2 separate regions of the Homo sapiens genome follow, and region 1 is linked to region 2. Evidence: chromatin loops called from intact Hi-C (ENCODE). Cell type or tissue: GM12878. All regions are shown on one strand. Links, peaks and the distances in the headings refer to the core of each region. The heading gives the core; the rest is flanking DNA. Region 1 has its middle 12 kb from the start of HMGN3. Region 2 has its middle 20 kb from the start of LCAL1.

Region 1 (16,407 bases), core at 2,809-10,808, 86 kb after region 2:
CAAGTGGACCTAATAGAGATCTACAGAACTCTCCACGCCAAATCAACAGAATATACATTCTTCTCAGCACCACACCACACCTATTCCAAAATTGACCACATAGTTGGAAGTAAAGCACTCCTCAGCAAATGTAAAAGAACAGAAATTATAACAAACTATCTCTCAGACCACAGTGCAATCAAACTAGAACTCAGCATTAAGAAACTCACTCAAAACCGCTCAACTACATGGAAACTGAACAACCTGCTCCTGAATGACTACTGGGTACATAATGAAATGAAGGCAGAAATAAAGATGTTCTTTGAAACCAATGAGAACAAAGACACAACATACCAGAATCTCTGGGACACATTCAAAGCAGTGTGTAGAGGGAAATTTATAGCACTAAATACCCACAAGAGAAAGCAGGAAAGATCTAAAATTGACACCTTAACATCACAATTAAAAGAACTAGAGAAGCAAGAGCAAACACATTCAAAAGCTAGCACAAGGCAAGAAATAACTAAGATCAGAGCAGAACTGAAGGAAATAGAGACACAAAAAACCCTTCAAAAAATCAATGAATCCAGGAGCTGGTTTTTTGAAAAGATCAACAAAATTGATAGACCGCTAGCAAGACTAATAAAGAAGAAAAGAGAGAAGAATCAAATAGATGCAATAAAAAATGACAAAAGGGATATCACCAACGATCCCACAGAAATACAAACTACCATCAGAGAATACTATAAACACCTCTACACAAATAAACTAGAAAATCTAGAAGAAATGGATAAATTCCTCGACACTTACACCCTCCCAAGACTAAACCAGGAAGAAGTTGAATCTCTGAATAGACCAATAACAGGCTCTGAAATTGAAGCAATAATTAATAGCTTAGAAACCAATAAAAGTCCAGAACCAGATGGATCCACTGCCGAATTCTACCAGAGGTACAAGGAGAAGCTGGTACCATTCCTTCTGAAACTATTCCAATCAATAGAAAAAGAGGGAATCCTCCCTAACTCATTTTATGAGGCGAGCATCATCCTGATACCAAAGCCTGGCAGAGACACAACAAAAAAAGAGAATTTTAGACAAATATCCTTGATGAACGTTGATGCAAAAATCGTCAATAAAATACTGGCAAACCGAATCCAGCAGCACATCAAAAAGTTTATCCACCATGATCAAATGGGCTTCATCCCTGGGATGCAAAGCTGGTTCAACATACGCAAATCAGTAAACGTAATCCAGCATATAAACAGAACCAAAGACAAAAACCACATGATTATCTCAATAGATGCAGAAAAGGCCTTTGACAAAATTCAACAACCCTTCATGCTAAAAACTCTCAATAAATTAGGTATTGATGGGACATATCTCAAAATAATAAGAGCTATCTATGACAAATCCACAGCCAATATCATACTGAATGGACAAAAATTGGAAGCATTCCCTTTGAGAACTGGCACAAGACAGGGATGCCCTCTCTCACCACTCCTATTCAACATGGTGTTGGAAGTTCTGGCCAGGGCAATCAGGCAGGAGAAGGAAATAAAGGGCATTCAATTAAGAAAAGAGGAAGTCAAATTGTCCCTGTTTGCAGATGACATGATTGTATATCTAGAAAACCCCATCATCTCAGCCCAAAATCTCCTCAAGCTGATAAGCAACTTCAGCAAAGTCTCAAGATACAAAATCAATGTGCAAAAATCACAAGCATTCTTATACACCAATAACAGACAAACATAGAGCCAAATCATTAGTGAACTCCCATTCACAATTGCTTCAAAGAGAATAAAATACCTAGGAATCCAACTTACAAGGGACATGAAGGACCTCTTCAAGGAGAACTACAAACCACTACTCAATGAAATAAAAGAAGATACAAACAAATGGATGAACATTCCATGATCATGGGTAGGAAGAATCAATATCGTGAAAATGGCCATACTGCCCAAGGTAATTTATAGATTCAATGCCATCCCCATCAAGCTACCATTGACTTTCTTTGCAGAATTAGAAAAAACTACTTTAAATTTCATATGGAACCAAAAAAGAGCCCGAATAGCCAAAAAAATCCTAAGCAAAAAGAACAAAGCTGGAGGCATCACGCTACTAGACTTCAAACTATGCTACAAGGCCACAGTAACCAAAACAGCATGGTACCGGTACCAAAACAGATATATAGACCAATGGAACAGAATAGAGGCCTCAGAAACAACACCACACATCTACAACCATCTGATCTTTGACAAACCAGACAAAAATAAGCAATAGGGAAAGGATTCCCTATTTAATAAATGGTGGTGGGAAAACTGGCTAGCCATATGCAGAAAACTGAAACTGGACGCCTTCCTTACACCTTATTAAATAATTAACTCAAGATGGATTAAAGACTTAAATGTAAGACCTAAAACTATAAAAAACCCTAGAAGAAAACCTAGGCAATACCATTCAGGACATAGGCATGGGCAAAGACTTCATGACTAAAACACAAAAAGCAGTGGCAACAAAAGCCAAAATTGACAAATGGGATCTAATTAAACTAAAGACCTTCTGCATACCAAAAGAAACTATCAGCAGAGTGAACAGGCAACCTACAGAATGGGAGAAAATTTTTGCAATCTACTCATCTGACAAAGGGCTAATATCCAGAATCTACAAGGAATTTAAACAAATTTACAAGAAAAAAAACAACCGCATCAAAAAGTGGGTGAAGGATATGAACAGACACTTCTCAAAAGAAGACATTTGTGTGGCCAACAAACATATGAAAAAAAGCTCATCATCACTGGTCATTAGAGAAATGCAAATCAAAACCACAATGAGATACCATCTCACACCAGTTAGAATGGCAATCATGAAAAAGTCAAGAAACAACAGATACTGGCAAGGCTGTGGAGAAATAGGAATGCTTTTACACTGTTGGTGGGAGTGTAAATTAGTTCAACCACTGTGGAAGAAAGACAGTGTGACAATTCCTCAATGATCTAGAACTAGAAATAGCATTTGACAGAGCAATCCCATTACTGGGTATGTAACCAAAGGATTATAAATCATCCTACTATAAAGACACATGCACACGTATGCTTATTGTGGCACTATTCACAATAGCAAAGACTTGGAACCAACTCAAATGCCCATCAATTATAGACTGGATAAAGAAAATGTGGTACATATACACCATGGGATACTGTGCAGCCATAAAAAAGGATGAGGTCACGTCCTTTGCAGGGACATAGATGAAGCTGGAAACCATCATTCTCAGCAAACTAACACAGGAACAGAAAACCAAACACCACATGTTCTCACTCATAAGTGGGAGTTGAACAATGAGAACACATGGACACAGGGAGGGGAACATCACACACCGGGGTCTGTTGGGGGGTCGGGGGATAGGGGAGGGATAGCAATAGGAGAAATTCCTAATGTAGATGATGGGTTGATGGGTCCAGCAAACCACCATGGCACGTGTATACCTACATAACAAACCTGTATGTTCTGCACATGTATCCCAGAACTTAAAGTATAATAAAAAAAAAGTAAGCTTTTTATATATAATGCAGAATGAAGAATAAGTAAAGTTTTCAAGTTAAAGTAAATTAAAAATTAAAAAGGTATCAATATTTAACTCAACTTTAAAACAATGTGCAGAGTAGCTTCAAATATAATTTACATGCTTAAATAAATTATAATATATCAAATTACAGATGCAAATGGTTAATATATAGAATTACACAATAATGATAACAATAGGATCAATTTTAAAAAACATTCAAATCATATTTTTCAGCAAAAGTAAAACTATTAATAACATTAATTTCTTAAAAATTATTTTTAGCAAACTTTTGACCTTTACTCAGTATGAGAACATCTTTTAACTTATTTAGCTGCTAGATATCCTTTCAGATATTGTTGGCATTTTTTCCTTTTTAACATTTGACAAAATGAATGATGAATTGATTAATTTTGTCAAATTAAATAATGCAATATAAAATATTTTAGTTTAATTCTGAAAGCCCAGTGCGCACACAAAAGCATGAGGATCAAATATAAACAACATCCACAAGGTGGCCAATAGCAGCCCATAGCGATGCTTGGGCCATCTCTTGCAATATGACTTTAAGATGGAATAATCATGCATTAGAAAGTTCTTTAATCACAGCCATCTATTCCACATAGTTTTGTAACACTGATCTTCCATACATTTTGCATATTTTCCAATTATTCAATTTCTATACTGCTAATGTGATGCCCCAAAACAACAGCAAAACCCAGTAATAGAAATTAAATACTAAGGAATAAGGTTTCATTATTTAGGGTTGAGTTATAGGGCTACAAATCATTGTAATAGCTAAGTTTTTTTTTTTTTTTTTTTTTTTTTTGCCGTCCATGAACCAATTTTAGCCCTGTTGGGGGCAGTATCACCCCTGTTGAGAGGTCATGGTCTAAATAAAGTATCATTTGTCACTCCTGTTTCTAAAATAACCTCCTGGTAGGCCTCAATACCTCCTTTCTTCCCCTCTGCTCTGTTCTGCACAATGCTATCACATGATTTCTCAAAACATAAATCTGATCACCCCACCTCCTTCAATGATTTCAGTGCTTTCAGAATGAAGCCACAATGCCCAACGCTACCTACAAATCATGCATAACTTGGTCCTAACTCTGGTTTCACCTCATACAACATTCTCCAACCTTCTCTGCACTTCACCAGCACTAGGCTACATTTCATTGAACCAATTCATGCCACAGGGACTTCATACATGCTGCTCTTCTGCCTGGAAGCCCCTTCTCTGCCTTTTTTGTTTAGTTAAAGGCTACTTCTTCAGACTGTTGCTTAATCATTCCTTCCTCAAGGAATCCTCTACTATTATCTTCAATTTCATCAAATCTGCCTTTAATAAACTGTGATACAGGAATACCTTCCCTTCAATAACACTCATCACAGTTGTAATTTCATATTTATTGTGCTATAAGTGTTATAGTTGCTATACTTTATAGTTTTTTTTTCCCATCAGTATCTCCCCTGTATCTAGCACAAGTCTGATACATGGTAGATGCACAATGAATTTATTAAATGAATGCATAATTGATGAATTAATTGTGTTTTAATGAACTTGAGTAATTCAAAGAGGTAAAGAGTGAATGACATCCATACCATAATAGTCAGCAAAGCCTTGATGAGGCAAAAGTAAAACTATTACAAGTATAAACTATAATAACAAGTAATATGACTGTATACCTTGATTCTTCTACTAAATTATATTCCACGAATCTTATTTTAAAGTCCAATTAAATAAATTGTGTGGGTTGCCATATTGTCACCTTAGAATGCCATCATATGTAGTGAATACTAAGACTGTTCTAAATATAACTACTTTTCGATACTTCAGATCACATCCTAAAAACTTGTAGTGCCTTAGGGACATCATTGTGAACCACAATTATCATAGCACAACTCAGCAGTCACAGACAACAAAGGCTTGCTTTCAGGATCTGTCAAAAATGCTGCACCAGCATTTTGCACTTCAGCCTTCTGCTGTGCTCTGGGCTGAAGACAGTACCCTGGCATACACCAAGTAGGCAAAATTAGCTCTCACAAGCCTTATCCATGGGAAATGGGTAAGGCAACCACTAACCTCCATCCACAGAAAATGGCCTTCATGCCATTTATGGTACAAGTGTTTAGCGTTGTTCCTGCTGAGGACAGCAATAATGTAGTGAAACATATAACAGGGTTTAGTCAGAAATTTGGGACTTAATCCTGCCTCCATTATTAACCAGTTGGATGATCTTGGAAAATGCATTTGACCTCTTTATACCTCAGTAGAAAGTTAGAATAAATCAGTAGTTGAAACATTTTCACTACTAAGCTCTCCTGTTAATAACTTTTAACCATAAATCTTGTACTTCAAAATATTATATTTAGAAAAATTCACTTACTGAGCAGTAAATTTTGTTTTGTTAAAAATTCTGACGAATATCTAAGGGGGTTAGGAATGGTGGCAAACAAAAAAGGGGAGCTGTGGGAGGCAGAAGGCAGGGTACATGAATGGGCGGGAAGGAGATGTCAGGGAATTAGTGTCCTGTTTTTATAGAACAAAGACTGAGCACGTTAGGGAAACAAACTCCAGCAAGAGTAGGACTTTCTCTAGGTATTTTGAAATATTAAAAATAGTTTACAACACCCATTACTACCTTTGTAATTACCCAAAGATCTGGGGCTGGACACTATAGCACAAGATGATCCCTGAAGTGCCTAGGAAAAGTGTGCTTCAAAGTGAATTTCTATTAAAAGAGTTTTGAGTCACCGACTTCTGTAATCAACTTAGGGAAATTTGGGGGGGGGGCAGGCAAAGGGGAGTTATCTCTTGTAAATATAAGTTACATGTTAAAAAAAAAAGTCATACAATTCAAAGGAAAATATTTCTGTCCTGCAAATACACATTCAAAATATTAATTGTATAAATATGTCCTATCATTGATTTAAATTCATTTACATTATGCATTCCCAGTGAGTACACTATTACACTCAATTGGGCAAAAATTATTTCTTGGGGGATGCTCAAAAAAATCTTAATATTGCAATGGTATATGGGCCGCCAAAGCTCAACCCTACCTGGTAAAATCTCATTTCTTAATTCTAGTTAATTCCTCTCTTTGGGTTTTGGATTTGAGAGAGGTATCCCATGAGCAGCATGGACACTGAATTCACCAAAGGTACACAAGATACATGCCAGATCAATGCTACAAAACTATGCACATAGATAGCTGTGAATCAAGGACTTTCTCTTGTTTGATGGCTGAATCTCAGACTCCTATTTCAAGAAGTGGCCTGCTCATGGCTATGGGTTGCTGTTGGCCTGTGGATGTTGTTTATATTTGTTCCTCATGCTTTTGTGAGTTGGGCTTTGAGAATTAAACAAGAATAGTTTACATTTTATTATTTATGCTGAAAAAAATCATGTGATCCATTATTAATTATGTCAAGTGCTAAAAAAACTGAATAAAAACTAGCAATTACATTAAATTATATTCTCATATCAAGCATAAGCCTAAAGTTAACTGAATAAGAATAGTTTTTAAGAAATCAATTTAATATTTTTATTTCAGCTGGAAAAATAATACTTTGGAGTGATTTTTCAAAACTTTGATTACATTTCTATCATTCTTATGTATTTATATAAATTTCTAGGATTTGACCCCTCTTTTGAATTTAGTTCCTTTAGAATTTTTTGTATTTAACAGCTGTCATTTTAAAAATTATTTTCTTAGTTTGTCCAATTTTTTTCCAGTTAAAAGTGAGAGTGACTGTCATAACTTTCTACATTCTAACTGGAGCAGAATGCTACTTATTTTAATTTTGCCATATTGATAGAGGAGAAAAATTAACAGGATACAGGGATTCTATACATTTGAGAAAGAAGAAGGGGTAGATCAGTATCCAAGGTGAAGATTAATTCTCCAGGCTAAAGACACTGACACACTAGGCACTTTATTCTGAAGGGGGTCTCTATATAGGGAAAAGCAGCAAATTGATTTCTTACAAATGGGCCCAAACACTAGGGATGATGCTGATTCTCAAATTGTGGGGCTTAAGCTCTTTAAACTCTTCTTATGTAAAGTCAGTTGATCCATGCCTTTGAACTAAAATTTCTTTTAGTTTCCTTTTAGGGTCAAAAGCAGATGTGAAACCTCATTCAATACTTTTCTCTTTGGTCCAGAAAGAGATGTTAGCCAGAATGCTAGATGAGATCAAAGATCTAGGGAGAAGCTCTAGTTTCTAATGTCCATGTATAGCCACCCTTTGTGGGTCACAGTTTGTAGAGGCCTGAAGCTAGGCAGAGTATGTATCTTTCTGAAGTTGCATATTCTGATAAGTAATGGTTTTCCATAGCTAATCATCCCAAAGAGGAAACCCTGTCATCAAGGCTGCTAAATGAGCAAATTAAGGAACTTTGTGCTAGAGAATGAGTTTTTGGCTGGGCACAGTGGCTCATGCCTCTAATTCCAACATTTTGGGAGACCCAAGCAGAAGGATCACTTGAGCCTGGAAGTTCAAGAACAGCCTGGGCAACATAGCAAGACCCTGTCTCTATCTTAAAAAAAAGTTACTGAAAAGAGAATGAATCTTTCTACTTCATTGCAGTATATTAGGTATTTGGTTAGCACATAACTTAGCTACATCCAGACCTGATGGAAAGGACTAACTATTTCCTGGAGGTGTGTTAGACTTTGAGCTGAACACTGTAACTGGAAGATGTGGATGGGTTTCTGCTTTGGACAGAAGGTGAGTATGTTCTATGTGTCAAAAAAACAGTATGAATATTTGGGTGGCCAAAGTGGAGGGCATTGTGGCTGAAGCTGCTAATGTATTATTTTTCGAATGCTGTCATAACAAATTGCCATAAACTTAGTGACTTAAACCAGTGGTCCCCAACTGTTTAGGCATCAGGGATTGGTTTTGTGGAAGACAATCTTTTCACGGACTCAAGGGTGGGATGGGAGATGGTTTCAAGATGAAACTGTTCCACCTCAGATCATCAGGCATTAGATTCTCATAAGGAGCATGCAACCTAGATCCCTCACATATGCAGTTCACAATAGGGCTTATGCTCCTATGAGAATCTAATGTCATCACTCATCTGACAGGAGGTGGAGCTCAGGCAGTAATGCCCACCTGCCACTCAGCTCCTGCTGTGCAGCCCAGTTCCTAACAGATAACAGATGAATGAACAGATAACAGGCCATGGACCCATGGCCCGAGGATTGGGGACTCCTGGCTTAAACAACAAAAATTTATTATCTTTCAGTTTTATAGACTAGAAGTTTGACATGGACCTCACTGGGCTAAGATTAGGTGTTAGCTGGGCTGAGTTACTTTCTGGAGATCCTAGGAGAAAATCTATATCCTTGCATTTTCCAGTTTCTAAAGGGCAACTACATTCCTTGGCTAATGGTTCCCTTTCTTCCTCCTCAAAGCCAGCAGTGGTGAGTTGAGTCCTTTTCACATGGAATCTCTGACCCTCATCTTAGCTCCCTTCTTACCATAGCTTGGAAAAAATTATCTGCTTTTAAGAATGTATGTGATTAGATTGGGCCTACAGGGATAATCCTGGATAATCTGCCTGTCTAAAGGTCCTTGCCTTAATCACATATGCAAAATCCTTTTTCCTATGAAAGGTAATATATTTACAGAAACATTCTAGTATTAGGATGTTTTGGGGGAAAATTATTCTACCTACCACAGCTAATTACACTTCAATACTAATGTTCTTCTTCGTCACAAGTATTACTAAAAACTGGGAATATCACTATAAATATCCATGTCATTTACTAAAAACTGGGAATATCATTGCCCAGAATAAAGACCATGTTTCTCCACTTCCTTTGATGTGACTAAATTCTATGATGGGATGTAAATGGAAGTGATATGTGCAGCTTCCGGAAGTTGCCTTAAAGAGGGAGGGCATTTATCATTTATCCTTCCTGCTGGCCAAAATGAACATATGAGGAATGAAGGTGGATAAGACATCTTCAGCCAAGATACAGAAGGTGCGTAATGAAGGTGAAAGAGTAATGAGACAGAAAAGTGTGTCTCAGTTAGTTGTGGAACCACTGTATCAACCCTGTGTTTTTAATGTGAGGGAAAATATTAACTCTATTTTCCTACCCACTGTTACTTGGGAGTTTTCATACTTACAGCCAAAGCTAATCCTATCAAATACAGCGTGTAATAAAGTTGCCAATCCAGTGTACAGAAAATGAGATAAATGGATGAGGAATGAGAAAACAGGATTTGAGATTTCTCCAGACTTTGGCCAGTTAAAGAAGGAGAAGCTATGGGTATGGCCATCCTCCCTACCCTCCCACCCCCACAGATTCAAGAAGAAGGTGTAACTGCAGGACACAAGAGAACTATAGGGCTCAAATACATCAGCCTTCTCCATTATGGGAGTCTCTCATCAAAGTTCTCTGCAAACTTTGGAAGAGTCAAGTTTTAATTTTAAACCTTATCAGTTTTCACTAGGAAAAGAAAAAGGATCCCCAAATCTCTGTGGCTTCAAAACAGCGAAGGCTTATTTCTCGTTCACTCTACATGTCCATCTTGGGTCAGTTGGGAGCTCTGCTCATTTTAATAATTCAAACGCCCAGGTGGAGAGAAGCACATCTTTGCATGTGCTTCCTTGCTCATGGCAGCAAAAAAAGGGGGCAGTATGGTGAATCATGCACTGGTTCTCAATGATGGTGCTCACCATAGCAACACTATTCACAATGGCCAAGAGGTAGAAGCAATCCAAATGTCCACTGATGGATGAACAGATAAATAAAATATGGTATATTCATACAATGGAATATTACCCAGCCTCAAAAAACAGAGGAAATTCTGTCACATACTACCACATGAATGGACTTTAAGGACATTATGCTAAGTGAAAGAAGCGAGTCAATAAAAAGACAAATACTGTATGATTTAACTTATGTGAGAGACATAGAGTAGTAAAATGCATAGACACAGAAAGTAGAATGGTGGTTACCAACGGCTGGAGGAGGTGGAAAAGGGAAGTTGTTTGATGGGTATAGAGTTTTAAGTTTTGCAAGATGAAAAGGTTTTGGAGATTGGCTTCACAACAATGGGAATTTACTTAACACTACTGAACTATATACTAAAAATGGCTAAGATGGTCAATTTTATGTTATGTGTTTTTTTGCTGCAATAAAAAAAAATGATACTCAGAAAAGACACACATCACTTCTGTTCACATTTAATTAGCCAAAGCAAGTTACATAGTTATGCCTACCTTTAAAAGATGGGGAGGGGAAGTGCAATCCTGTCATGAGGCAGTAAAGCAGAAATATTTGGTGAATAGTACTAATGATAATTGCAGTCTTCACTTCAGGGCATGAAGTATTTCCTTCATCTTTCTTCCCATGTACAAAATGCATTCATTCACTTTCCTCTGAGGGAAGAAAACTCAAAAGTCTCAGTGATGGCATCAATTTCAAAACCCAGGATCCCTGGATGACGCATGGTAGTCTTTATGTCAGGGGATAATGTGAAGGAGCCTGTAAAATAGGTCTGTGTATATCTCCTTTTGATCCAGAGACCTGGCCCTCCCACCTCCCACTCACACATTATCCAGTAGTAGAACAGAGTCAAGATACCTTCAACAAATACTCACATTAAAAAGCAGAAGAATGGGAAACATATGGCAGTCATTGGCCTGTCATTAGCAGTCATTGGCCTTTCAATATTAGACTAGGCAGATGTTTTAAACCTCCTACCCAGAGGATTGGAAATGTTCCTTGAATAGGCTGGATTTCCTGAAAGGAGCTCCCCTGTCCACTGATCTCCGTGATTCTCGGATTCTCCCTTTGGGAAAGTCCTCTTTCAGCCTTCTCTGAATAGGCACCCTGCTTCCTGCCTATAAATGGTGCAGAGTCCAAGAGCCATGTTAAGTCTCAAATTGCAACAATCACATTTAATCCAGGTTAGAGCCTTTGTTTAGCAGTAAAACTCTTACAAAATTAACCTTGGTTGTCTTCTGACTTACTCCCATGTTTCTTTCTAGATTTACTTCTTTGCCATATTTCTGTGTTTTCTTGCCCCAGCAGTTCTGTTTTCCCTGCCTCTCCCTTTTCTCCCTCTGTCCCCTCTCCCCTAATTATAGGTTCCTTGAGCCTAGCAGTGACAGCTACGCCTTTTCCCATGAGCCAATTTAAGTCATTCTGGGCCATTTGGTCTAACTGAAGGAATTACTGGGCACCATACCCTAATTCATGACCAGTGATCTGATCCTTGCCACAAAGCTGAGTTTTAATGTGCTTTTGTTGCTCAAAGGATCGATTTTACCTTTCATTTTTTAGACTGAGAAGCAGTTGCCTTTTCCAACCTTATAAGTTCTTGACTTTGTAGACTCTCTAAATCTCTTTCATCTACCCTTACAAACTGACCAAGTCTTCTCTGAATATATCTTTTTCTTACAATGTCTTATTAAATACAATTAATAATAGGCAATAAACAGTAATGATAATCTGTTTTCAACCTCTTCCCCAAAGTTAGATATGCCTTTTGCCTCCAAATTACTGTAGGGAATAGTCTTACCAAACTTTTCCCCACTAGAAAAATAATTTCCATTCTTCCAGGCTTCAGTAATAGTTTGCTTGATTCCTTCTGACCAGCTCTTAAGCCAATGCCACTTATTTTAGGGTTTGTTTTATTATTAAAGCAGCACCTTTCTCTTAGGATCTAAGTTCTATATCATTTCAGGATAAGATAGATAATCCTGTGGAAACAAATTTCCCTCAAATCTCAGCAGCTTAAATAAAAGGTTCATTTTTAGCTTTGACAGCTCTATGTCCATTGGAGGGGGGGATCTTCAAAGGGTTCTGTTCTGTTCACTGTGATCACTGAAAGAAACACATGGGCAATCTCCATATCAATATCTGTTTCCATAATCAGCTCCAGTGAGAGTGTGTCTCTTTTTTGTTTTTGTTGTTGTTGTTCTTTGTTTTTTGTTTTGCTTTGTTTTGTTTCGTTTTGTTTCGTTTTTTGAGACAGGGTCAGGCTCTGTCACCCAAGTTGGAGTGCAATGGCACAATCTCATCTCACTGCAACCTCCACAACCTCTCTGGCTCAAGCAATTCTCCCACCTCAGCCTCCTGAGTAGCTGGGACTATAGGCACATGCCACCATGCCAGGTTAATATTTGTGCGTTTTTTATTTTTGGTAGAGATAGGGTTTCACCATGTTGCCCAGGTTGGTCTCGAATTCCTGGGATCAAGCAATCCACCTGCCTTGGCCTCCCAAAGTGCTGGGATTACAAGCATGAGCCATTGAGCCCAGCCAAGTATGTCTCTGAAAGCTGGAAATATTTGGTAAGCAACACTAAAGGAAGCTCCATAGTTCTGGATTCAGTTGTAGAGAACAGAACCCACTCTACCTAATTTAAGGAGAAAAGGTTTCAAAGATTCAATAGACTATGGGATAGCTCAGAAGACTAAAGAGATAGACTGCAGGTTGAACTCTCAGAAAAGTCTCCCAAAGTCACACTCAGAACAAGGTCGTCAAAGGAGCTGTGTCTCTTTTGCAAGCAGGAATCCACTAGTATCGGGACTCTATAAGAATAAAAACACTTTCTCAATCATAAAGCCCCTGTCTCTGCCAGTTTCAGACCACACCTCACCGCTACAGTCTATGCCTACAGAGTGAATGCAGGGAGACATGCCTCTCTGAATCCACAATGCTGGTGCCTGGGATCTTTGCTGATGTTGTTTTAGGAAAAAAAGCAGCAGACACAGCAGATGTAGCAAAAGTGTGGCCTCTTCCTAACCTCCACTGTCTATACCTCATGCTTCTAATTAGGCAAATGCAAATTACATCAGAACCCCAGCTGTAGTGTGGACTCCAGCATCTAGAGTGTAGGGAGTCACACTAAAACTGAGATGGAGTTGAGCAACAATCCAGCATTTGCATCGGTAAAACACAGCAATAGGCCATATTATGGAGCACCCCGTTCTATAGCAACAATAAAATACTTCTTTTAATCATGTTTATCCCTGCCTACTTTAAAGTAATTTTAAGAGGTTTATGCTAAGTGTTCATAATCAGGCCCTTAGGGATTCAGGAAAAGTTAAAAATTTTCTGTGTTCTCTTTTATCATTTTAGGGGGAGTATAATATACATGCTTCAAATGAAATATGTTAAGCATCATCCTTCAGGGATATGCACATTCCCATAGTTTGGTGGTTTAACATCTTCAATTTTCACACCAGTTCCATGAAACAGTGTATCAGTTAGGGATAGTATTCAGCTGCACATCACAGACATCCACCTAAAGTGCCTTGATCAAACATGGTGTTTATTTTCCAAACATTAACAGTAGACTACAGCTGGACAATCTGGGGCCACTGCAGAGACCTCAAGTCCTGCCTTTCTGCTCTTTCATCATGAACTGTGGCCCTTCTCTCTTTGGACATAGATGGCTGTTCTACTTCCAGACATTGTTAGCAACTTCCAGGATGGAAGGAGAGGAAGAACAAAGGCACAAGGCAGCTAGCTACCCGGCTAGGTTTGTCCTGTTATTTGGTGTTGCTTACACAATCACCTTATGACTGTGTGTTCATGTATTTCATTAGCCCCAGAGGTGTCACATAGCAACCTCTATCTGCCAGGGAGCTGGAGGAACTAAAGATTGCTTTGTTATGTTTTGTTTTGTTTTGACCAGGCCTATTGCCAAAATCAGAATTCTGTTAGTAGGAAGAAAGCTAGTGTGAATATTGGGCAGGTAACTAGTGGTATCTGCCTTGAATAGACATTCTTTTTCTCATTTTATAATAAGGAAACCAGGGTTCAAAGAGGTTAAGTAATGTGATGGTAGCTCAATAGCTTGAGATTTGAATTCATGCCTATGACTGCAAATTCCAAACTTTTTGATAAACATTTATTTTTAAAATGGTTAAAACAATTTTTTTGACATGTTAAGAGGTAAATTGGATTATTTAGGAGAAAAAAAAAGAAAAAAACAACCCATTTGCTTAAGATTACAGACAGCAGAAGTGGGAGTGGGAATGAGAAGGTAGAAAAGGATGAGAGTTTTTTTGTGGGAGTAGCACAATTCTGTGTTTTAAAAACAACAAAAGCCTTATGCAGATAAGCAGCCTTGAAGATTATGGCACATTTGCAGGCTAGTTTTCCACTGCTGGGCAAAACTTTATTGCCTTGTGGCTAGAATTCATTCTGACCTGGTGGCTAGAATTCATTCTGACCTGGCCAAACTCATTTTATCGGCTAACTCTTTCTTAGTGCTTGAGAATTACAAGAGTTATTAACCAAGCTAACCTGAAAATCATCTCCAGTTGCTTTATGGTATTTTTCAGAATGATTCATTCGACTCTCATTTCCCCAAACCAGCATTTTCTTGCTTTCATTGAGAAAAGGAAAATGGTATGATATCTCCGAAAGGCAGGACCATTGAGGGTAGCGACGGGGATGGGGTTACTAAATGTTCCTTACAAGCTCCCAGGGATTCTGAGATTTGAAGGAAATGCAGAAGACACCAAAAATAGGTAGTCAAAATCACTAGCTTAAAGAAAAGGGTGTGGTCCCATTTGAGAGTGTACTGGCACTGACAGTAGTTTACAAGAATGTGCAATTCAGTCGGAGAGCTCTGCAACAACTACTAATTGGTCTTTGGCACCTTGCAGCTTGTGGCTTTTTACCTAAGGGGATGGGATGGAGTCCTTATTTTGCTGTGTCCTCACCATGAACTTTGGGGATTTCCTTCCCTTAACTTTCTCACCTCCTTGAGCCTGGATGGCTCTTGGCACCAGCCATGCTAACAATCTGACAAAAAGGAATGGCTAAACCAATGTATCCCAATCCCTGGTTCTAGCTACTGAGCATATCTAATTCATTCCCAAATAGTCATTTGGGTGCTAAAAAGAGCAAATTAATCACACTCCTGTGAGTTTAAGCAGCAGGAGCAAGAAGGAGAGGTAAATATCACAGAGATTGAACCTGAAAAGTACCAGGGGTGGAAAAACTGTGTAAAACATACCTGGGGTAAAGAATCTGCACAAATATTAAATTTGATTGAAGGTTGGGAAAACAAAGAGTGGGTTCCTTGGAAGGTCACAGAATGCCCTGGTTCCTCTTGCTGTTAATGCAGTTGTGAAGTATGCTTATGCAATCATTGACATTTAGCCTTGAAAGGGTGTGGCTTATGGGCTTTGGCCAAGGTAAGTTCCCTTTGAGGATTTGGGATCAGGGATTTTCATCTCCCAGGGGCCCAAGGAGCTGCCTAGAGGGGCTGCCTGGGAAGAAGAAGACACTTTTCTAGGTATCTGGATGTGTGCAGTTTTTAATCACTCTTCAGGTTCCTTGCAACTACAGAAGAGAAAGAAAGTGAAATAAACAGGTTGTGCCCAGCAAAACTGAGATGGAGCAAAAGCATGAGGTGAGGACTGTGGGGCGAGTTTCACCCACAGAATTACGCTCCTGCTCTGGAAGTATGTTGAGAACTCCACAGGCTTTTATAGATACCTGTCATCAGAATCCAAGTACCGGCATTCAGCAAATATTTGTTGAGAGCAAGGGCCTAGTCTATTAAATACTCTAGTCCCCGAATTATAGTGTAAGCAACACATGAAAAGCTTGTTTGAAAATGCAGATTTCCAAGCCTAGCCATTCAATACCTTGGGACTGGGGCCTAGGGATCTGCACTAATATCAGGCAGCTCATTTGATTTGGGACCGTTAGTTCTTGGACTCTTATTGTTGCTTTGTAAAAACTAACCTTGGTCTCTTCAAAAGTTAGCACCCAATCAAAGTAGAGACTTGACTGGAAAATACAAACAAAATATTCTTTTGCCACCTCTTATTTGTTGTTTTTGATGTTGTTTTGTTACACACCTGAATTCT
Region 2 (16,407 bases), core at 3,573-11,572:
TCCAAAATGCATTAAGAGATTTTTTTATTGCAAGCCATCCTTCAATTACTGAGCTAGGTCTTACTTAGCCATGATATATCCCTCATTTTAACATGTGTCAGAATTTTGTTATTTAGGTTTTTTGTATCTATGTTCATAACTGAGTTTGGCTTGTGGTTTTCCTTTTTTCTACTACCCTTGTCCAATTAAGGTATGAAGATCATGCTAGCCTTACAGAATAAGGTGAGAAACTTGTCATCATTTTATTTTATATATATTATATATATATATATATATATATATATATATATATATATATAGAGAGAGAGAGAGAGAGAGAGAGAGAGAGAGAGAGAGAGAGAGAGAGAAATTTATTTTTTTAAATTGGCTAACACAATTGTAGGGCTGGAAAGTCCAAATTTTGCAAGGCAGGCCAGCAGGCCAGAGACCCAGGGGAAGAGTTGACATTGCAGCGTCAAGTCCAAAGTCAGTCTGGAGGCAGAATTCATTTTTTCTCAGGGGACCTCAGTGTTGCTCTTAAGGCCTTCAACCAACTGGATGAGGCCTACCTACTTTATGGAGAGTAATCTGCTTTACTCAGTGTCTACTGATTTAAATGTTAATCACATCTTTAAAAAGGCATCCACAGTAAAATCTAGACTGGTGTTCCACTAAACAACTGGACACCATATTCTGTCCAAATTAGCACATAAAATTAACCGTCACAATCCCTATCTTCATAATTCTTTCTTACCTCATTGTAATCTCTCAAAAGATATTCCGCTCCCTTGTTAATGCTAACCCATCCACACGAGCTCTTGATCTCCCCTGCTTCTGTCTCTTCCAAAAATTTTTCACAATGATTTATTTTTTTCTGTTGTGTTATGAATCACTTCATTCTCACTCATCTCTCCCTCCAGGTAAACTTATTCTAGGCTGCCCTTATTTTAAATAACATTTCCTCATTGTATTAAACTCTCTAGCTACTACACTTTGGTCTGCTTAACTTCATTAGCAAATATCTTTTTAAAAATTTATTTATTATTTTAATTGTCTTTTTCTATGATCTGAAGCAATTCATAATCATAGGGATTGTCTGAACCTTACAGGTTTCCTAGAATTCTTCACATTGGACATGAGACTTTTAAAACTAGATCTTTGACTGCCTATTTAATTTATTCTATTATGGCCTATTTATTTAGGCTTCTGTTTTGTTTTGCTTGTGTATGAGAGTAAATTTATGTTTTACAAATATATCTGAAATTCTGTTAACTCTAGGGTAAGATACAAAGTAATCAAGCTCATTTACACATTCAGATGGTTACAGCTTTAATGAAGCTCTTATTTAACAATTAATTTTGACACCAAAATATAATAAAAACATATGGAATCTGCTATTCTTCTAGCTTGTCACAGATATTAACGAAAATCTGGCTTGTGTTGAGACAGGAAAACATTTTTGTCAATTAAAAAAAAAAATTGTTCACTTCCATTTTAATCTTTTAAATGGTTATTTCTTTCTGTAGTGTTTCTATTCTTACTGCATCCTTTATTTCTAAGTAGTTTTTATTTCTTTTTATTTTCATTTCCTCTGTTTCATGCTGAGAGCTTATTTCTTGTCTTTTACCCATATCAATACATAAGCTTTTGCTATTTTGTTTCTTGCATTCTTTTTTTTCTACCTTAAAGTTATCTGTTTATACTTGTGTTTTCTTTTTCATTTCTCAGAGTTGATTTATTTAACTCTTCTCTATTCAACTTTGGCAATATGTATTTTTCTAAAAATTAGACATGTAAAATTTATTGACTGATTTTTAAAAATCATCAATTTTATCTATTTTATTAAGTTATTGGCACAATGACAAACAGAGCAGTATCATTTTTAACAGTTCCTTTTGCTGTATAATTTTGGTCATTTTTAAGTCTTAATGTGGTTGATATCTTCTCTTTTTTAAATTTTTCAGCCTTGCCTACTTTTATAGTTTTTTTTCAATATCTTTTCAAAACACTAGTTTGGGTTTTATTGATGAAATTAACTAGAGTAAGTTTTTATACACAATTTATAATCACGATTTATATTTTTTATTAATTCCTTCGGTCCTGTTTGTTTAATTTTTTTTTTGGTTTTCTGTTCTTTTCTAATTGGGGGCTTAATTATTGTTTAAAAATTCATAGATGCCTGATAAATATCTAGGAGTACACCTTTTCCTTTGGGAACTATTTCAAATTCACCCTATTAGCAGTGATACCTGCTACTATCATCCTTCTTTATTTTCCAATAGTTGGCATTTTATTTCCTCTTAATCTCAACAGCTTTTTAGAGAGAGATTTTTAAATGTCCAAGAAATTTTTAAAAATATATTCTTTCATTATTAAGTTGAATTTTACTGCATCGTTTTTAGAGATCACATTTCACTGGTACAGTTTTCACTATTTTGCAAGTATCTTTGGCACATTGTTCTGGATAAACTTCTTATAAACAATATCACAGGATTTTTTTTTCTAAATTAAGCCTGAAAGAATTTAACTCATACATATTATTATTAATATGTTTGGGCTTATTTGTACCATCTATTTTATATTTTCTACATAGTATTCTTTTTATTGTTCTAATTTGTTTTCTTCTCTTTTGTCATGCAGATAGCATTTTTTCACTTCATTTACATTTCTCTGGTGCAAGTATCATTGGTAAACATTTTCTGTAAAGGGCCTGATAGTAAATACTTTTGTGGATCATACAGTCTCTGTCACAACTACTCAACTTGGTTAGAACACGAAAGCAGCCATAGACAATACACAAATGAATGAACATGGCTGTGCTCCAGTAAAACTTCAATAAAAAAAAAAATTAGGCATTTGGCCTAAGGGCTTGTTTCAGTGGGTCCTGGCTACCATAACAGTACCATAGACTAGGTGGCTTAAACAACAAACATGTCTCTCTCTCTCACAGTTCTGGAGGCTGGAAGTCCGAAATCAGGGTGCCAGCACAGTCAAGTTCTTGGTGAAGGTCCTCTTCTTGGTTACGCTCTTGCACAGCATAATTAGCACAATAATATGCAGAGCAGTATCACATTTTTAACAGTTCCTTTAGCTGTATAACTTTGGTTTTTTCTCATTCCTAATGTGGTTGATTTGTCTCCTCTCTCTTTAAATTTTACAGCCTTGCTTACTTTTGTAGTTTTTTTTCACGATCTTTTCAAAACACTAGTTTGTGGGGGTGGGGGGGGGCGGGGGTTATCGATAAAGTTAACTAGAGTCATTTTCTTGGTGCATGCACAGAGAGAGATCTTGTGTCTCCTCCTCTTTTTACAGGGGCATTAACGCCATCATGATGCTCCACCCTCATGATCTCATCTAACCCTAATCACCTCTCAAAAGTACCTCCAAATACCATCACAATGGGGATTAGGGTTTCAACATATGAATTTGGAGGGGACACAAACATTCAACCCATAACACGACTATTGTTTCCTGCCCCTGCTCTAGTGTTTTGTGTTGTAAGAACTATTTTAAAGCCGTCTAGTGGAGGGCCTCCCTTCAATTTTCCTTATTGCATCTTTCTGGAAATTCTATTAGGTCATATCTCTTAATCCATTTCTCACATTTACATCTCCTTATTACACTTACTCCTGAAGCTTTTTCTTTTTGTTAATGGCAGTAGTACATGGACACAATAACAAATCAAATAGTAAAGGAAAAGCGACACCCTCCCATCTTATCACTCAGTTCCTACCTACAGGCCCTAACTGCTCTTTGTGCCTTTTTAAAAAATTTTTTTCTGGTCATAATGCCAAGTAATATGTTTATACCTCTATTCCTTATCTCCCTGATATGAAAGATAGTGATTTAGTTGAATTATGTTACCTTCCTCTATGTTACTATGTTCTTGCCTCTCTTCCCCAAATTTGATATCTGTAACATAGCTTTAGCTCTACTAATAGTTATCTTAATCCAATCAACTTTGGCAGGATTTTTAAAAATAGATTTTACTTTTTGGAGCTGTTTTAGGTTCTCAGCAAAAGCAAAACTGAGCATAAGGTACAGAGATTTCTTATATCGCCACTTCAATAGAGTATTTTTTTAATTCCACAGTTTGTAAGAAGGAATATTAATAATCAATTATAATAGTGATCCTAAAACCAAAGACAAAGGGATTATTGTCTTATACTACACTAATTGTTTAAAATTGTGCCTTATTTTCTTTTTAATATTCAGATCATGGCTTTCTTATTCACCTTTCTTTCTTCTCTCTTTTTGCTTCTGTTTTAGTCTGTTTCAACTACTATAATAAAATATGAAGTGGGTGGCTTATAAACAACAGAAAATGATTTCTCACAGTTCTGGAGGCTAGGAAGTCCAAGATCAAGTTATCAGCAAATTCAGTATCTGGCAAGGCCTCTTGGTTCACAGACAGCTATAGTCTTGCTGTGTCCACAGCAGAAGGAAAAGGTTGCTCTCTGAGCCTCTTTTATAAGGGCACTAATCCCAATCTTGAGGGCTCTGCTCTCATGAGCTAGCCCCTCCCACGAATACCTTACACTGGGAGTTAGAATTTAGCAAACATTCAGTCTAAAACACATCTTATCTCCTTATTACATGATGCTCTTTTTTATATACTTTTTTCATCATACCACCTATTCTCGAGTTCCCTGTCATTTTCCTGAAGATGTCTCTCCTGGAAATCTATCTATCCATCCTCTGTTCCTCTCTGCATTGGTTGCTCTTCAGGCCTGTTCTGCAGTTGTTTTCCAAATATCTCTCTTCACTGCCCTCCTGGGCCGAGGCTTCTGTTTGCTGAATTGCATGCTGTCTTCTTCTTGGTCAGTTTGCCCCTAATTTTATTGGTTACATCCTCAAGGGCAATTACATTTTTAACTTCTAAAAGTCTTTTATGCTCTCTAATTGTTCTTTTTCCTAACAACCTTTTATTGACTTTTCTTTACAATATCCCCATGAGAATATTTTTTAAGTTCTCAGTCCTTCCATTTTCTCTACTGCTTCTGTAGTTTGTGTACTTGTTCCTATTGGTCCTCCTTTCATTTAGTTGCTTTTCTTCAAATATTTGATGATCTTTTGTTGTTCATTCTTATCTATGAGTGAGAAGCTTAATTGGTTACCTAGTAATCAATTGGTATGGGTTTTCTCTCCCATGAATGGCAGAGTAGACTGCAGGGCTTATGTAACTGGGTGCAACCTATTTATTAGAAGGCTTCACTTCAGGGCACCTGGGCATGGAGCAGGCAGGCTAGCTGGAGTTCCCAGTTGCTAAAATAAGAAGGGATTTTCTGGCCTGGCACAGTGGCTCACGCCTGTAATCCCAGCACTTTGGGAGATGAAGGTGGGAGGATCACTGAGGTCAGGAGTTCAAGACCAGCCTGGCCAACATGGCAAAACCCTGTCTCTACTAGAAATTCAAAAATTAGCTGGGTGTGGTGGCGTGCACCTGTAATCCCACCTACTCAGGAGGCTGAGGTAGGAGAATTGCTTGAACCTGGGGGGCGGAAGTTGCAGTAAGCCAAGTTCGCACCACTACACTCAAGCCTGGGAGATAGAGCGAGACTCCATCTCAAAAAAAAAAAAAAAAAAAAAGAAGGAATTTTCTGCGACGGTGGCTATCCTCCCTCCTGGACAGGGCTTTTTTATTCCTTTAGTTTGACTGCATTTCTCTCTCAGACAGCTGTACCCTCCTTAGAATTCTATCCTAGCTGGTGTATAAGTTTTCTTTGGCCTGTATCTTGAGGATTTTAGCTTTAGGTTAGTGATGCTTTTGCAATTCAGTTGCTGGGGCTCCTATCCTAATTAAATTATTAATTATATTTTTATTGCCCAGTGCTCTGCTCAGTTCCTGGTATTTCTTCACTTTATTTTTAGAATTTCAGTGGATTTTGTCTTATTGTCTCAGTGGTTTCCTCATGTACATAATGTATTTTGGGTTTCCTCAACTCTTGTCAATCCAAGCCCATTGATTTTTTCTTTCTTTGGGTGCACCTCACAATTTCTGGTTTGCCGATAGTGACTTTTCCTGCTTGCTAGTGCCGATATGGCTATACATGACAAACAGTCTGTAAATGTAAGGGATTTGGGTCGGTATTTACATAGACATCACATTCATTACCCTGGTTTATTTATTCTTATAGAGGTCGTTTAAGCTAGTCATTTGGTGGGATAGTTTTAATTTCTTGCTTCAAGCCACAGTGTTATTGCCCTGCAATAGTTTTATGTGAGCAAGTGGTTCGTACTTACTGGGCAATCATACTTTCCAGAAATTTTAAGTGTCTGAACCCTTATATTTGCACATGGCTATTGCTCTATGTATAGTTGTATTTTTTGTGTGTAATTAATAAGCCACCAGCCCATGATGCTAAATTCTAAGAGCAAAGATGTCTTTAAAATGAAACTGAATGCTTTAGCTTTCCTTTGTAGCACTTTGTATCATCATAGACTCCTGAATTGTTTCTTCAACATGATAGCCTTCAACCAAATAAACATGTGACACCTACTGACTACATTTATTTTTCCACTTTGGAAAGACCCGTCGTGGTAGAAGGGGATGTTAATAGACTTGCCCAGTGGAGCTTATTAAGTTAGTTCTTAAAAGAGGAACTGAATGGAATGGTAATAACACAGATTCTCAATAGCTCAATGGCCCTCCCCAGCAGAGAAAAGGCTGACCTCATTTCTGGATTACTCTCTGACATAAATTTCTCAGTCACAGGATATTTCAGAGAATTTTACATGAAACTCAGGAAAACCACATTCCACCCACATTTGGTCTTGACAGAGACTCATGTTGTGACATATATACTTTTCTATTATGTATACTAGAAAAGAAAAATCTCAGAATGGAAATTTGGGAACTTGCTGGGCTTACCAAAACTGAAAATATAACTGTGGCTGGGTTCTTGTAGAACTGAGTGATAAAGAAATTGTCTTTTATAAGTTTCAGAAAAGAGATGGTATTTTTATGTGGGTAACCTTTGAGAACCAGCAAATCACTAACATGGAAGATACCCAAATTCCCCATCTTAAGAATATAGTAGAAGTGTAATTTTAAGATTAAAATGCAAGTCCACACATATGTAGCTAAGAACACAAGCCCTCTAAGATGAGCCAAGAAAAAAAAATTACTGATGTTTGACTCAGTTAGCTATTCTTTCTGACAGGAGATTAAAGCCGCCTGTGAGATTTCTTTGACTCGTGATTCATTTAATTCGTTTAGACATTGCCAGCAGAGCAAGCTACGACAAAGCAGATCCATCTTAACAAGCTCACTCCTGGCTGTTCTAATAAAGAAAAATAATTGAATTGCTGATTTTGATTTTTCAAAATGCACTCAGCATTTGAGTATTTGGCTTCACACTCCAAATAAACATAGAAATATTTATTACATCATCTTCCCCAGAGTGAATGGGAAAAAAAGCACACACACAGAATTAGCTCCAGGTAGCCTTTAAACTAGTGTAGCACTGAAGTATGTTTGCTGTGTTTAGTTTATTATAATTGAATTTTTAACTTAAAATCTTACTGTCTTATTTGGAAGAAGCACCAGTTCAAAGCACATAGGTCTACGTTGATAAATGAATAACGCTGATGTTAAGCACATTTATTATGAATGTTATTTCTCAAGATGCACCTGCTGCAGCGGAGAAGAATCAGTCCTGGTCAAAGTGAGCAGTAGGTAGAGCTGAAGCAATAAGCTGGTGGTCAGACATATTTATTCAACCTGAGCACTGTTTTTAAAAAAAATGCATAAACATTTGAAAATCAGGAGACTCCACATAAAAATTCAGACATGCGGTTCCCTTGCAAATTTACAGGAATTAGCAACAGGAAAGCTCATTTCCAATCCTCAGGTGCTAAGTAGCAGTAGATTCCTCCATTGCTTGCAGTGTGCGCACATGCACTTCACCAAGCTGGCCTCATTTGTATTTCCTGCCTGATCTGTAACACAGGTTTGGGACCACTGATAAAGACAGTAAAGCATAAAACTTAGAATTAAAAGACCTCTATACTCATTCCACTGTTAGCACCAAGGCAATGCTCATTTGGATGTAGCTAGCATCTAGACAGCTAGATCTTATCCAAATATACTGATGATGGGCTGTGTATCATCATTAAGAGGCAGCTTTACCACAGCTATGTCCAATGCACAGCAAACTTGCTCAATTAATTACAACAAAGTGGATGGTCTCTGTATCTTGACTAGGATGGGAGGGGAGAGGGTTATAATTAAAGTCGTATCTAGAACCTGGAACTTTAGATATTATCTAATTTAAACTTCACAATAAGGTCATGAGGATGGTGTTTTATAGATAGAAAAGCAAAGTTAAGGAAAATAAGATGACTTGATGTTAAACAATTACTAAGTGGTAGGGCAGCTATTCAAAGCCAACTCTGTGTGACTAAAAAAAATAAAATCTACATTTTATCAATTTTATAACATCTCTTTGGAGACATATCCCCTCTCAATAAAATGAGAATGTTAATCCTTTGACTCTCAGAGGTATGCACTATATTAATTTTTATGTTTGTGATTCTATGGGGGGATATTAGCTCATATTACCAATATTTCAGCTTTAAAATATAGAAAACTTTAAACAGAACCCTTTTATACAACCTCCCAGTGAGCAGTTATCCTCCCTTATATGAGTTTGGCAGCAGCTATAATAGAGAGTCAAATTAGCAGTGGCTCAAACACATTAGAAATGTATTTCTTGGAGTTTCATACTTTCTGTGACTCCCACGTGCTTGCACATTAATAAATTTGCATGCCTTTGTCCTATTAAAAAATGTATTTCTCCTCACATAATAGTCTGAGATTAAGCATTTCACAGCCAGTATTATGAGTTCCAAGTGGTTAGGACTCAAGTTCTTTTTAATCTTCTTCCACTGCCCTAGAGTGATGTTCTCATCCCATGTACAAGATGGCTTGCTACCACATTGCACACATTATTTTCACTCATATCTCATTAACAATAATGTAATGAAATAACCACACCTACATATGAAAGAGTCTGGGGAATGTAGTTATTGTCTAAGGCACCCTGTGCCTCGCTAAAATTTTATTATCATGGAAGGAGGAGGAAACCAGTACTGTGAGACAGTGATCCATCTCAGGCAGATCCTTTAAAACTTACACATAAAGTACAACCATACCATACTTCTCCCTTCTGATGTAGATGCCTGTCTGTACTAGTAACCACTTGACTTTTTCTTCTTTCTATTTTTGTGTCACTGTCAAAGTCCTGAGCCTTTAAAAAGTCCTCCTATTTTCTGTGAGTAAAATTAGGAGATGATGAAAGTATGATTTCATGAATCACATGATTTATTGCCACACCAAGATAATTTTTTTCTTAGGTTGGCAATGCTTAAAGAGGGAGAGAATAGCAAGAACAAATGTCGAGGAAATATGCTTGATAAACGTGGTACATTAACCACATAGTGAGTGAGTTCCAAAATTGTTAAAGTTTAGTTGATCGATTATGATGGAGGCAGACCTCTGTGGAAAGTAAAGTCTAATGGAAGTTTGAGGTGTACCTTTATGCAAGTGGTTCTTGAGAGAGGCTGGCTTCACCAACTAGATGGAGGAAGACCACCAAGGTTGGTGAAGACACATAAGTTCCCTCCATGCTAGAGGACAGTGCTGGTGTTGGATGGTGAGGTTTCAGAGATTAGCTCAAAGGCTAACAGGTGTGGCCCTGTCATAGACTGAGCTCTCAGTCTTCAGACAAGTGGCTAACAAGAGTATAGCCCTGTAGTAGACTGAACTCTTCAAGTGTCTGTCAAACTCTTGGGCTTATATGTATTTTGAAGTCCAATCGTTGAGGTCAATAGCTCGTATATGGGGTCTCATAAGGTGTGACATCTCAGTCTTGAGGAGAGGGAGAATTCACTCCAAGTTCTTGTCATAGAAAAATATATGTCACCCAAGTTGCAAACTATGAATCATTTCACAGCTACCTAATACCTCCCTAGGTTAGGTCTTATGTCCACACTTGATCACATCAGATTTCTTCCTGTTCCATTTGTCAGTGTTTCCCTCTCCCAACTCTGTATATTTTGTGGTGGTGTTCTCATTTGGAAATTACTAGCCCTCTATATGTCAACAAGTGTCAATCTTCCTCCAGGTTAACTTTAAAATACAAATTTGTAATACATCTTTGTGGAGGTAGGATGATTTTCTTAGGTGGGGATTTCTTTTCATATTCAATAGCGTACTATTTTGACTGGAAAGGGCAAAACAGTATATGATTACATTTCTTTGGTAGTATCAGGTATATAGATATGCACTTAACAAGTAGCAATCAGCTATAGTCGTGATTCTCATGTTTTGTAGAGCCATTGAGTATCTATTAGACAGAAACAACTGCAATAGTCATCATCAACAATTAATAATCCATAAATTGATCTATAGATTTAATGCAATCCTAATTAACACCTTATCAAGCTTTTTATTGACGTTGACAAGCTGATTATAAAATTCAAATGAAAATGCCAAGGACACGTAAAAGCCAAGACAAACTAAAAAATATTGGAGAACAACTAATACCTAATTTCAAGTCTTATTAAGATACAGTGACTCAGACAATATAGTATTAGCATTAAATAGATGACTGAAACATAACAGGGAATCCAGAAATAGACTCATACATTTATAGACAACTGTTTTTCAACAAAGGTGTAAAGGAATTGAGTGGAGAAAGGATAGTCTTTTCAGTAAATGTAATGAAAGAATTGAAATACATATGCAAAAAATGAACACTGATCTACATCTCACATCATATACAAAAATTGACTTGAAATATAGACTTAAATGATCAAAAGCATGATCCATGAAGCCACAAATTGATAAACCGGACTTCATGAAAATTTAAAACTTCTGCTCTTCAAAAAACACTGTTAAGAGAATAAAGAAACAAGGCACAGACTGAGAGAAAAATATTTGCAAATGATATATCTAGTTAAAGCACTTATATCCAGAAAGTATAAAGAAATCTTGAAACCCAATAATGAGAAAATGGGTAAGTCAAAAGGCTGGTGTGTTGAGGGTTGGGGGGATGCCGGGAGAAAGGCAAGCAAAAGATTTGAACATATTCTTCACCAAAGAAGGTGGTAAATAGGCTCATGAAAAAATGCCCAACACCATTAGTCATTAGGGAAATGCAAATTAAAACCACAATATGACATCATTATGAACCTATCAGAATGGTTAGTATTTAAAAGTCTGACAATACCAGATATTAGTGAGGATGTGGAACAACTGCTGGTAGGAATATAAAATAGCATACTTTGGAAATTGTTGTGTAGTTTCATTTAAAGTTAAGCATACGATTGCCATATGATCCAGTCATTCTATACCTGGGTATCTTTTCCAAAAGAAATGAAATCATATATCACTTGTACATTAAGGTTCATAGCAGCTTTATTTGTAAGAGCCCCAAACTGCAAACAACTCAAATGTCCATCAAGAGATGAGTGAATAAACAAATTGTGCATATCCATACAATGGAAAACTATCTGCAACAAAATGAGATGAGCTATTTATTGATATATGCAACAACTGATGAATTTCAAAGTAATTATGCTGAGTGAAAGAAGTCAGACAAAGAGTACATACTATATAAGTCTATTTATATAAAACTCTAGAAAATGCAAACTAATGCAGAGTGACAAAAATTAGGTCAGTTCTTGCCTGGGGTGGAATTAAAGAGAGGGGCTCATCACAAAGGGGCTGCAGGAAGAAATATTTTGGAGTGGTAGAACTCTTCTGTATCTTGATTGCTGTGGGGGTGGTTACATATTCTGCTTGTCAAAGCTCACAAAACTATATTGCCTCTAGGATAGTATAGCTTAAAATTACCTTTCAATAAATGAATTGATAGGCTCTTGGTATATACCAGAAATAAAATTGATTTTTAATAAAGAAAATGGAATCTAAAATATCCATTAATTTTCCTCATTGTTTTCCTCCATGCTGGGCTATAAGATAACACAAAGTGTAACTGTAGTTAAAAAAATTATTCATTGTTTATTTAAAATTCAAATGTAACTGAATGCCCTAGTTATTGTTTTTGCTAAATCTGGCAACCCCAATATATCTATATCTATATCTATATCTATATCTATATCTATATCCTATCTATCTGTCATTCTGACTGTCTGGTATAAGTGCCATGTCTATTTTTAAGCAATTTAACTTTGTGAAGAATCTTCCAAGATAAACTGTGTGCAAACTGTTTTCCCAGGTAATAAAACACAATGATCAGTGATTTAAAGTTATCTGATATAAATCAATCAAGTGCTGGAGGCCAACTACCAAAAATGATTATTTTTGTTTAAAGTAATTAAAGCATTACCATTGGCAATAATAGGCTGTCAGACCAGTTTTCTCTGAGGCCACTGATAGTTCAAGAAAATAAAACATCATTAGCATATATTGCAAAGCAGTTTATACAAAAGTGGGATAAAATCACTAAGCCACAGGGTAAAAAAGGAAGACATTTGAACAAAAACATTTCCCTGTTTTACTCTGCTAAAATTAATGTCTTGTAAACTAAGATAAGATTCTAGGAAATGATTGCTGCTACCCACCTTTCTACTAACAACTCCAGGATACATGTCTATTTTGAGCCAAACAGCAGTTTAAACCAATGCAGGGCTAGGTGTTAACATGGCCTTGGGTTCTGGGGGTACCCAGGGGAGAAACTGAGGTGAGGGCTTCCCCTGGGTCTGGGCAAGAGCCTGAGACCCACATCAGATTACCCAGGAAGAGGATCAGAAAACAAGATTTGGAAAAAGCTTGCCCCTCAGGGATCCACTTACCATGGAAAGAAGGTAGTGTAAGACACATATTAAAGTCACTGGCTCCCTACCCCTAAAAAAGCCAAGAAATTTGCTGAGTAGTTATGCTAAGTCCTGTGATTCCTGAGGCTAGAGGAAAAGTTTGGGAACCTGGAGGCTTCTTCTGGTAGCTAGAGACTAGCAACTTGCCTGCCATTGCATTGCCAGCCTGTGTGGTGGAGTGCCACCATCCATCACTCACCACACTGCCAGGAGCTTAGGTGCTTCATTAGCTACCCCAGAACATGTTAATGCTGTAAAAACCCTGCTAAGGGCTGGGCACAGTGGCTCACACCTGTAATCCCAGCACTCTGGGAGGTCGAGGTGGGTGGATTGCTTGAGGCCAGGAGTTCGAGACCAGTCTAGACACAGTGAAATCCTGTCTGTACTAAAAATACAAAAATTAGCCAGGCATGTTAGTGCACACCTGTAATCCCAGCTACTTGGGAGGCTGAGGCAGGAGAATCACTTGGACCTGGGAGGCGGAGGTTGCAGTGAGCTGAGATTGTGCCACTGCACTCCAGCCTGGGTGACAGAGCAAGACTCTGTCTGAGACAACAACACCTACAAAAACCCTGCTAAGGGCCCACAGCCCAGAGAGACAAAGATCACTCTGGACAAATACAACATTCCTGGTGAAAGAGAACTGCTGTAAGAGAAACATAAGGGAAAAGTGTTCAAGAAGATGCAGGTGATATACACATGCACACACACACATATTTTCTGGTGCTAAAACAAGCCATAGTTTCCCTATGAAACAACTTAGCACATGAATTGAAGGTGAGGATTGTCATCCCAGAGGTTAAAAAAAAAATGGCCTGAAAGACTATGGAAGAAATAGCTCAAAGGACACTCATGTGAAATCAGGATAGAAATCATGAGAGGACAGAGAAGAAGACTTGGGGACAGATTTAGTAGACATAACATGTAATAGAAATAGAAAGAAATAAATTATAAAACTGATAATATAAGAAAATTTCTGGGAGCTAAAGACCCAAGTCTACAGACTAAAAGAAATTGCAGAGAAATAGGCAGGGTTAATGAGGAAAGAACACACACTTAGGCATATCCAGGGAAATTTGTGAAGCCCTGGAATAAAATAAAGTTGTACAAATTTCCAGCCAGTAAAAGCAAATTATCTACATGAAAAATGACAGTACAGGAAAAGAAAATAATAATTCATGGAATTAATTAAACAAATATAATGGAAAAGTAGAGTTGAATATTTACATTAAGAAGGGAAGACATGGCCGAGTGCGGTGGCTAACGCCTGTAATCCTAACACTTTGGGAGGCCAAGGAAGGTGGGTCACCTGAGGTCAGGCGTTCGAGACCAGCCTGGCCAACATGGTGAAACCCTGTCTCTACTAAAAATACAAAATTAGCTGGGTGTGGGGGTGCATGCCTGTAATCCCAGCTACTTGGGAGGCTGAGGCAAGAGAATCACTTGAACCTGGGAAGGTGGAGATTGCAGTGAGCCGAGATAGCTCCATTGCACTCTAGCCTGGGCAACAAGAGCAAAACTCTGTCTCAAAAAAAAAAAAAAAAAAAAGAAGGGAAGACATAGCACAAATTGTAAGTTGATCGAATCAGCAGAAATGAGAAAAATGAAACAGAAGAAACATTTAAAAAAAAAGACATAAAGTAAAATAGAAAACATAAAAGTAAGTATATCAATCATAACATTAAAGAAAAATGGGCTAGTTTCTTCCATTAAATGTCAGAGATTGTCAAATTTGTTAAAATATAAAACCTAACTGCAAACAACTTAGAACAAAGTGGTTTAAAAAAAAAAGATTAAAACTCAAGAGATAGGAGGTCATACTTCCTGTTTGTTGGAGAAAGGAGAGGAAGGAAAGCATGAGGAGCCACTGTGGCCACCAGCGCAGCTCTGTGGAGCCCTACAGAGTGCTGCAGAGCCCAGAGGAACCTGGAGACCACACCACCCACCTGTCCTGCTACTCACCACCACCACACATCCTCGGACCTGTTCTCACCATGTGTTAAAGCATGGGGGTTACTGTGAGGTTCTAGGCGTGCAGACCTGCCTACCCCAGCATATTAAAAAGGCATATCAGGAAACTGGCACTGAATTGCCACCCAGATAATCCTGAAAATAAGGAAGTAGCACGGAGTAGTGAGGTGTGTGAGGTGTTACCAGATGCTAGAAAAAAAGACACATCTATGACAAATATGGCAAAGAAGGATTAAATGGTAGTGGAGAAGATGGAAGTCATTTTGACAGTCTGAGTTTGGCTTAACATTCCGTCTTCAGGGAAGTTTTTGGTGGAAGGGACCCATTTCCATCTGACTTCTTTGAAGGCCCATTTGGGGGCATTTTTGCAGGGAATGGGGAGGAATTGAAGAGATTCCTAAAGAAACAGAAGCCGAGGGATGGGGCCATTTTTCTCTGCCTTCAGTGTACTCCCATCTTTTGGAATTGGGCTTTGTTCTTTTGGAACAGGGTTTATTTCATTTGGGTCACTAGGTCATGGAGGCATTATTTCCAAGTCATTTGATAGTAATGAGATGGGCAACTTCAAATCTATATCAACTCCTATTAAAATAGCTAATGGCAGAAAAATTACTAGGAAGAGGTTAAGAGACAGTAGAAGTTGAAGAAGATGGCCAGTTAAAGTCCTTAACAATAAATGGTAAAGAGCATCATCCACACTTGGATAACACGTACTTCAATGCATCTATAGAATGGAAATGTTAAACTCTAATAAGCACCATTTGAGGATTAGCAGTAACATATTTTGAAGATGTTGAATGAAGTTGATTTTCAGTATATTGTACCTAATCTGAAGCATTTATAAATAACTCATCAGAACTACTATTTGTCATAGACTTTTGAGTTTATTGTTGGGACCACATAATAGGACCAATTTGCTTTTATCTTTAAAAGTGTTGTAAATCTCTGTATGCACTTTGCTTTAATATTAAACCTACTCCAAGGTGAACAGTGACTCTCTAGAAATTGCTGAACAAGATTGTACACTAACACCAGCATGGATCTGTTTGTCCATTGTGTCTGAAATGTAAACCAAGTAGTTTCAGCCTGCTATGAAGTTAACATTGCCAGGATGAGCCTTTTATAGAAATAATTTCAATTTTTTCAGTATCTCACAGTGATAGATATGAATGCATTAATGGTAATACATTTCTGGCTTAGTATAAATTAAGGGTGTTTTCTAGTTGTGCATAAATGCTGACAACTTAGCAAGTTTTGACAATTGTTTAAATATGTAATGTTAAGCTTGGATTTAAAAAGTAAAGCTGGTAAACTGGGTCTTTGTGATTTTATTAAAAAATATATAAATGCACATGTGTTTGGTGAAAAAAGACATAAAAATAAGCAAATGCAAAGGAAATGAAAGCAAGAGTGATGGTATACTGTCAGACAAGGTTGATTTATGGTTAAAGGCACTTACAAATAAAGAAGGACATTATGCAATTATTAAAGTTTCAGAGCGGTGGAGCCAAGATGACTGAATAGGAACAGCTCCAGTCTATAGCTCCCAGCGTGAGCGATGCAGAAGACAGGTGATTTCTGCATTTCCAACTGAGGTACCGGGTTCATCTCACT

What was found. Hi-C counts contacts between places; a loop is a spot of excess contacts. Peaks named below come from ENCODE experiments on the same cell type or tissue, not always from the same donor. Only the 100,000 strongest peaks of a DNase experiment are listed, where the experiment ranks them.
Region 1: it touches region 2 in a loop (4-fold over the local background); 2 of 110 quality-filtered maps call a loop at or near these places.

What each region holds. Positions count from the first base shown.
Region 1 is chr6:79,238,416-79,254,822 of GRCh38, reverse strand. No RefSeq gene overlaps it. Among named protein-coding and RNA genes, the nearest start is that of HMGN3, 12 kb to the right of the region's middle. In GM12878, for the core only: a CTCF peak has its summit at 4,404; DNase peaks (open chromatin) are centred at 4,532 and 7,692; H3K27ac peaks cover 232 bases.
Region 2 is chr6:79,325,661-79,342,067 of GRCh38, reverse strand. It overlaps the pseudogene LOC112267976. Among named protein-coding and RNA genes, the nearest start is that of LCAL1, 20 kb to the right of the region's middle. RefSeq lists an enhancer at 6,718-6,767. In GM12878, for the core only: no CTCF peak of the experiment used is centred there; a DNase peak (open chromatin) is centred at 6,637; H3K4me3 peaks cover 354 bases; H3K27ac peaks cover 1,625 bases.